Regions from separate parts of the Homo sapiens genome. Here region 1 is linked to region 2. A link is an interaction called in ENCODE POLR2A ChIA-PET data of the cell type or tissue named here. Cell type or tissue: MCF 10A. All regions are shown on one strand. Each heading gives the region's core, and the rest is flanking DNA. Links, peaks and the distances in the headings are about the cores only. Region 1 overlaps CCDC172 (coiled-coil domain containing 172). Region 2 overlaps PNLIPRP3 (pancreatic lipase related protein 3).

Region 1 (4,409 bases), core at 180-4,179, 91 kb before region 2:
ACAGAAACATTGTGAATAATCAAAAATATTTAAAGTCAATTATATGATTTATTTTAGTTTTGTTCAACATGCTTTCTTGAGCATCTACTGTATATACTACACCAGGCACTGTTCAGAAATTGGGATTTAAAGATGAATGAGGCATAGTTCCTGTTTTCAAGGAGCTTGTGATCTAATGTGGAAGAGAGACAAGTAAAAGGATAATTTAAATATTATGTGGAGAACTTTTACGTATCGTCATGAGGAATAATTTTATGGAATTTTCCCTTCTATCACAACTAAAAGACTGGAGAAAATTATATGAGAAACTACTTTTAGATATTGAGGACAAGAGAGTACAGGACCACGATCCCTGAGAGAAGGGAAACAAATGAGGTAAGCCCTAATTGCCCAAGCCTTCTCACTGGATATAGTTTTTGGATAGTAGCACTGGGAGGAGGAACTTAAGCAATGCAAAATGGTCTGAGTTGAGGAAACAAAGATTGGAATTTAGGGAGGCCAAGTTAGCTAGAATTTTCAGGACAATGTACTTGAGAGGACAGATCCACACAGAGAAAAAGCTCTGGAAATCTGGATGGAGATCCTCTTGAGTCTTTGGATGTACTTGAACCTGTGTATACAGACAGGAAACCCCACTGGGCTGAGTAAAGAAAAACTACTGGGGAGCAATAAGGTGGACAATTCTAAGAGCTCATATGGGAATGGAAGACATTCATGTTCCATCTTGTCACAATAGAAATATTTCATTAAACAGAAGAGTTCTGCCTTAATAGAAGGATTAAATTAAATTAAATATTCTTCTAGACCTACCCTAAAAAATTCTTATAAACAAGATTTGCACATGACCCATAAGTAGCTTACCTGCCTACTAAAACAAACATCAACATCCTTTATGGGAAGACAGCAAAACTCATTTAACAAAATAGTAAACACAATGTTTGGTATACAGTCAAAAATTACTAGACATGTAAAGAAGCAGCAAATTACAACTCAGAGCAAGGAGGAAATTTGGTCAATAGTAACATACCTAGAAATGATATAGATGATGCAATTAGAAGGAAAAATAATTAAAGCTTTTAGAATATTCTAAGTATACTCAAGGACATGAGCATAATGAGGAACTAAATGGAGGATATAAAAATAACCAAAGACACAGAAGAAATATTTGACAAAATTCAACAACTTTCATGATAAAACCACTCAATAAACTAGGGATAGAAGGGACTTTCCTCAATCTGATAGAGGGCATCTATAGAAAAACCCACAGCTAATGTCATTCTTAATGATAATGGAATGAATATTCCCCTCTAAGATCAGGAACAAGACAAGGATATTTACTCTTACAACTTCTAATCAACATTATAGTGGGGGTTTTAGGCAGAGCAATTAGGAAAAAAAAAAAGAGAAAAAGAAAAAGCATCCATATTGGAAAGGAAGAGGTAAAGCTATCTCTATTCAAAGATAACATGATCTCGTATATAGAAAACCTAAGGAATCTACAGGAAAACTATTAGAGCTAATAAACAAGGCCGGGCACAGTGGCTCATGCCTGTAATCCCAGTACTTTGGGAGGCCAAGGCGGGTGGATCACGAGGTCAGGAGATCAAGACCATCCTGGCTAACATGGTGAAACCCCGTCTCTACTCAAAATACAAAAAATTAGCCGGGCATGGTGGTGGGCGCCTGTAGTCCCAGCTACTCAGGAGTCTGAGGCAGGAGAATGGCATGAAACCTGGAGGTGGAGCTTGCAGTGAGCCGAGATCGCGCCACTGCACTCCTTCCTGGGCGACAGAGCGAGACTCCATCTCAAAAAAAAAAGAATAAATGTGTACATCCACCTCATACCATACACAAAAATTAACTCAAAATGGATCAGACAGCTAAATGTAAGAGCTAAAAATGAAAAACTCTTATAAGAAAATACGGGTGTAACTCTTCATGAGCTTGGATTAGGGAATGGTTTATTTTAGATATGCACAAGCAATAAAGTATAGATAAATTGGACTTCATCAAAGTTAAAAACTCTTGTGTTTCAAAGGATACTATCAAGGAAGTGAAAAGACGACCACAAAATGGGAGAAAATATTTGCAAATCATATATAAGGGACTTGTATTCAGAATATATTAAAAACTCTTACAACTTAATAAAAAGATAACCCAATTTAAAAATGGACAAAGGAATTAAATAGACGTTTCCCAAAAAAGCTATACAAAGCCACTTCCAGTAGGGGCTTGTCTTCCAGGACAAGATGTGGAGGAGAAAGACAGTGGTATTGATGATCCTGACCTTGTGTAGGCCTAGCCTAATTATATGTGTTTGAGTGTAAATAGTTTAAAAAGAAAAAAAATATTTTTATACAAATGTACGATGTATTTTTTTAAGCAACATGAAAAGTTGCTTACATTATTAGTTATCAGGGAAAGGCAAATCAAGACCACAATGAGATACCACTAGTGTGGCTATAATAAAGGTGGACAGCAATAGTGTTGGCAAGAATATGGAGAAATTGGAGAAATGTAAAATGATGCAACTGCTTTGGAAGCAGTTTGGCCGTTTCTCAAAGCATTAAACCTAGAGTTACCATATGATTCAATGATTCCACTTCCAGGTATTTAAGAGAATTACAAACATGTCCACACAAGACCTTGTACAGTCGTGCACCACATAACAGCATTTCAGTCTATGAAAGACCATGTATGACAGTGGTGCAATAAGATTATAATGGAGCTGAAAATATTCCTATTGCCTAGTGACGTTGTGGCACAACATATTACATGTTTTTGTGATCGCAGTGTAAACAAACCTATTGTGCTGCCAGTCATATAAAAGTATAGCACATAAAATTATGTACAGTACATAATACTTGCTAAAGATAATAAATGACTATGTCACTGGTTTATGTATTATTATACTTTTTATAATTATTATTTAGAGTATATTCCTCCTACTTATTAAAAAAAGTTAACTGTAAAAAAAGTTAACTGTAAAACAGCCTCAGGCAGGTCCTGTAAGAATTATTCTAGAAGGCATTGTTATCATAGAAGATGACAGCTCCAGGCCAGGCATGGTGGCTCACGACTGTAATCCCAGCACTTTGGGAGGCTGAGGCAGGCAGATTGCCTGAGCTCAGGAGTTTGAGACCAGCCTGGGCAACATGGTGAAACCCCGTCTCTACTAAAATACAAAAAATTAGCCGGGCATGGTGGCATGCACCTGTAGTCCCAGCTACTTGGGAGGCTGAGGCAGTATAATTGCTTTAACCCAGGAGGCGGAGGCGGAGGTTGCAGTGAGCTGAGATCATGCCACTGCACTCCAGCCTGGGTGACAGAGCGAGACTCTGTCTCAAAAAATAATAATAGTAATAAATAAAAGAAGATGACAGCTCCATCCATGTTATTGCCCCTGAGGGCCTTCCAGTAGGGGCTTGTCTTCCAGGACAAGATGTTATGGAGGTCAAAGATAGTGGTATTGATGATCCCACCCTTGTGTAGGCCTAGGCTAATTGTGTGTATTTGTGTCTTCGTTTTTTACAAAAAAAGTTTAAGAAGTAAAACATAATATATTTTACAACTGTACTGTATATTTGTTTTAAGCTAAGTGTTATTACAAGTCAAAATGTTTTTAAAAAGTTAACTTAAAAAGTTAAAGAAAGTGAAAGTTAATTTATTATCAAAGAAAGAAAAATATTTTTAAAGTAGTGTAGCCTAAGCGTAGTGTTGATAATGTCTAGAGCAGTGTACGGTAATGTCGTGGGCCTATGCATTCACTCACCACTCATTGACTCACTCAAAGCAACTTCCAGTACTACAAGCTCCATTCATGGTAAGTATCTTACACAGGTATACCATTTTTTATCTTTTATACTGTATTTTTGCTGTACCTTTTCTAGGTTTAGATATATTTAGATACACAAATGCTTATTACGGTGTGCCTACAGTGTTCAGTACAGTAACATGCTGTATAGGTTTGTAACCTATGAGCAATAGGCTATACAGTATAGCCTATGTGTGTAGTAGGCTACCCCATCTTAGTGAGTGTGAGTACACTTGATGATGTTCTCACAACAACATAATCACATAAGGACTTTTTTCTCAGAACATATCCCTGTTGTCAAACAACACATGGCTGTACATGAATGTTCATAGCATTATTCGTAGTAGCAAAAAAGTGGAAACAACCCAAATGTCAATCACGTGAGGAATCCAAAAACAAAATATGGGCATATATATACAGTGGAATTATATTCAGGCATCAAATAAATGAAACACTGAAACATGCTACAAAATGGGTAGTCCTTTTAATCATTATGCTAAGTGATAGAAGCCAGATGCAAAAGACCACATATTGTATGATTCCATTGTTGTGAAATATCCAGAATAGGCAAATCTGTATATAGAGAAAGTAGATC
Region 2 (4,409 bases), core at 310-4,309:
TGATCACTGAGAAATGTTATACAAAAATAAGATTTACTGAAACTATGATTTAAACTTCCCAACATTGTCTTGCAAACATTACTTTAAAAATCAAAGATTTTTTCCTCGTGTTGAATTCGTATACTGCATTTTATAATGCATTAACTTTTTGAGCTAGATGTGGTGGCTCGTGCCTATAATCCCAGCAACTTGGGAGGCTGAGGTAGGAAGATCACTTGAGGCCAGGAGTTCAAGATCACCCTAGGCAACATAGTGAGACCCTGTCTCTAAAAAAATTGTTTAAAATTAGCCATGTGTGGTGTCATGGGTCTGTAATCCAACTATTCAGGAGGCTGAGGCGGCCAGATGGCTTGAGCCCAGGAGTTTGCAACTGCAGTGCGTTATGATGGAGTCATTGCACTTCAGCCTGGGCAACACAGTGAGACACTGTCTCTAAATAATAATAATAATAATTTTTGGTACTTTTATAATATGTAGCCATAACTATTTAGTAAAAATATATTAAAGAAGGTTGCTAAAGATCAAATTTAGTGAAAGGCTTTCGAGCAGCTTTAGAATAGGTCTACTAACTATTAAATAATTTTTAATTATTATTTTTCCTTAATCTCTTTCTGCTTGAAACAGGAGATCAGTGCGGTTAATTCTTCAACTATCCAAGCCTCATATTTTGGAACAGACAAGATCACCCGTATCAACATAGCTGGATGGAAAACAGATGGCAAATGGCAGAGAGACATGTGCAATGTATGACATGAATAAGCTCCTTTTTACACTAGCATGCGAGCTTTATGTTTAACATGAATGTACTTTGCAAGGTATTGATGTATATTCATGGAAATCTTCCATTCAGTTATCCACAATTATCCGTGTTCTGGGGCCTCAAATTAGTTATCCATTTCCCATTTATTTTTATTATAAATTGCACAGATTACAAGGGAAGCAAATTTGTATAATCACTCTTGAATAAATTCTTCTCTTGACAGGAGATTAAATGGTATGATCAATTTCTCATTTAATTTAAGAAAAACAATTTCCAAGTTAACTCCATGAAATTAATCTTTCTCTCCTATACTTAAGATTAATAGACTGCTAACATCATAAGCAGTTAAATATTTATAAGGCCATATAGTGAAGATAACATTAGTACCTATCTCACGGAGTGAGAATTAAATTTATATATATGTGTTTTATATATATAACACATATATATAACACATATGTGTTTATATATATAACACATATATATAAACACATATATATAAATTTAATTCTCACTCCGTGAGATAGGTACTAATGCATAGGTGCTAATTACTAATGTGTGTGTGTGTGTGTGTATGTGTGTGTGTGTGTGTGTGTATGTATGTGTGTGTGCATATATATATATATATATATATATATATATATATATATATATGGGTTAGGACATACGTATATATATGGGTTAGGACAGAGCTTAGCCTGTGGTAGGTTCTCTATTAACACCTAAGTATTACTCCATTTTCATACTGCTATAAAGAACTGCCCTAGACTGGGTAATTTATAAAGGAAAGAGGTTTAATTGACTCACAGTTCAGCATAGCTGGGGAGGCCTCAGGAAACTTACAATCACGGCGGAAGGCACCGCTTCACTAGGCAGCAGGAAGGAGAAGTGCCAAGTGAAGGGGGAAGAATCCCTTATAAAACCATCAGATCTCATAAGAACTCACTATCACGAAAACGGCACGGGGGAAACCACCCCCATGAATCAATTACCTCGACCTGGTCTCTCCTTTGAGACGTGCAGATTATGGGGATTATGGGGATTACAAATCAAGATAAGATTTGGTCGGGGACACAAAGTCTAACCATATCAACCTACTAGTATAATTTCTTATTATGGAATCAAGTGTTGAGACACGTCGGTTTCCTTGAACACTTATTTATTTAATATTTATATAAATCTTTGTGCCAGGTGTTGCTACAGCTGGAAGATATAAATTGCATTAATTTAGATTGGATCAACGGTTCACGGGAATACATCCATGCTGTAAACAATCTCCGTGTTGTTGGTGCTGAGGTGGCTTATTTTATTGATGTTCTCATGGTAAGAAGAGTTGATTTTTTTTTAATTATATTGAATTGGTTTTGGATATTAACACTCAGAAGTTGGGACAATTTAATGTCTTTTTTTATTAGCTTAGACAGGTACTGAACATGTGAAATAATAAGCATTTGTATATGGCAGACAAAAAAGGAAAAGTTTCTTCGCAGTAAAGAGTCTGTGGTTATTTGAAGCACCACTAGGTGGCAGTGTGTCTACACAGGCTCATCACTAAAAACTGCCCCCGCAAGGTCACTGCCTTGGTCAGCATGTTAGACCACCTCAATCAGTTTCATCAATTGTAAATCTATCCTTAGAATTATAAATTGTTACCATCCTTCAAATATTATTTGTTTAGAATATGACATGTATTTTCACACAAAAACAGGGTTCTGTGCCTGTGAATTAGTTAGGTCTGTAGGCCAGTCCAGACACAACTATTTAACACACATATTCTCTAAAGGAATTAAATAGACCTTGCTATTTATTAGGCCTATACTCTGCGACATTCACGAATCTCCAAATGCTTTCTAAAAAGTAATTTCCCACCCTAAAATGCAGTGTAGTAAAATCTAAAGATGCATAATCCTTTCAGATTTTTAAGGAGGGTTCATTCATTCATTCAACAAATATATATTTCACTCTGCACTTACTGTGGGCTAGGCATGGAAGATATGACTTGTAAGTAAGACAGTGTTTCTGCTCTGACAAAATGTACACTCTAGTAGGCAATGGAGGCACACACAGAAACAAATGAACAAGAAAATGTCAGTTGGTGACAAGTACTGGGTGAAGAAAATGCAAGGCAGTAGAATGGAGAATGGCAGAAGCAGAAACAAATTGTATGAGCAACCAGGTTAGGTGATATTTGAACATTGACCACTGTCAGTAAACATCCTGAAGAAGGAATTAGGGATCCAAAGACTCATTTATGCCCCGACACTTCTCTATCTTCTCTTTCCACTCTATCAGGGAAGACTAAGGTACAAGATCTTTAGAGAAAGTCTTTGAAAGGATGAAATCAGATTCATCTTCATCTTCTCTTTATAAAAAAAAAAAGCCAGCTGTAAGCTTTTGTGAGTTTCTTTATTGACCTTAGGGCCTGAGCTGTGGGCTTTCCTATGTCCAATAAATAAATAATAGTGGTTCATAGGAAGCTGACAGGAGATGTTTGCAGAACTGAAGGGAAAAATGTTTGTTGAATTAAAATGTTCATTGAATTGAATAGGCAGCCTTGAAGTGGGAAAAGGGTTTAGGGTGAGTGGGCTCCAGGGCCTCTGGGGATAATTCAGGATTCAAGCTTAAAGAAGGAGCAGCTAAAGGAACAGCTGAGTCTCTTCTCCACCTCTCTTTCTGTCATCTCATCACAAGTTACTAGCCCACCACAATTCACCACCTGGATTGGTACTGAGGCAAGCAGGTGCTTGGGAATGGGGTAGGAAGATGGGGAAGAAGGAGAAGAATGAAGGGGATAAGGGCTGAGAGTGATCTCAAATACCAACCTATATAAGGAGATAGGAAAGAAAATAGTCATTTAAAATAGCGGCAACAGTCGGCCGGGAGTGGTGGCTAATGCCTGTAATCCCAGCACTTTGGGAGGCCAAGGCGGGTAGATCACAAGGTCAGGAGATCGAGACCATCCTGGCGAACAAAATGAAACCCCGTCTTTACTAAAAATACAAAAAATTAGCTGGGTGTGTTGGCGGGCACCTGTAGTCCCAGCTACTCGGGAGGCTGAGGCAGGAGAATGGTGTGAACCCGGGAGGCGGAGCTTGCAGTAAGCCGAGATGGCGCCGCTGCACTCCAGCTTGGGCCAGAGTGCGACGCTGCGTCTCAAAAAAAAAAAAAAAAAAAAAAAAAAATAGTGGCAACAGTAGAGGAAGGGATGTTCTAATGACCATGTAGCATTCATTGGCAGTTATTCACATATGTAAATGAGAGAGAAAATATTCTTTGTTCTGTGACTTATAAAACTGTCATAACTGGTGGAAAAAAATGGAATATTTGATCAAATGAAAAATGTATGCAAGTATAAATCAATTGCTTGATTTTCATGATAATTATGAGAGCCTGAAACTTAGGTGAAACTAAAAATGCTTGCTCAGGAGTGACATTATTAAGATAATAGGAATAGGGAGACCTGGATCCTTCTTTCTCTGACAAGCACACTGATTCAACAGTAACAGACAAATTTTCTTTGTGAGAAATTAAGAAACTAGTTGAGAGGCTCTTACATCCTGGGTAAATATAAAACCAGCTACAACGAAGGCCAGAGGAAAATTTGAGATACCTTCTTGTCTTAACTTCTACCTCTGACCCAGCACCATAT

The links. Peaks named below come from ENCODE experiments on the same cell type or tissue, not always from the same donor. Only the 100,000 strongest peaks of a DNase experiment are listed, where the experiment ranks them.
Region 1: POLR2A ChIA-PET joins it to region 2 with 6 read pairs; 2 of 35 experiments call an interaction of 5 or more read pairs at or near these places.

What each region holds. Positions count from the first base shown.
Region 1 is chr10:116,351,385-116,355,793 of GRCh38, forward strand. All of the region lies in intron 5 of CCDC172 (coiled-coil domain containing 172), which reads left to right. Among named protein-coding and RNA genes, the nearest start is that of CCDC172, 29 kb to the left of the region's middle. In MCF 10A, for the core only: no CTCF peak of the experiment used is centred there; a DNase peak (open chromatin) is centred at 2,617.
Region 2 is chr10:116,442,431-116,446,839 of GRCh38, forward strand. It overlaps PNLIPRP3 (pancreatic lipase related protein 3), which reads left to right. Exons shown (of 12, transcript NM_001011709.3): 3 at 625-744; 4 at 1,952-2,083. Among named protein-coding and RNA genes, the nearest start is that of PNLIPRP3, 17 kb to the left of the region's middle. In MCF 10A, for the core only: a CTCF peak has its summit at 2,291 (motif pointing right); no DNase peak of the experiment used is centred there.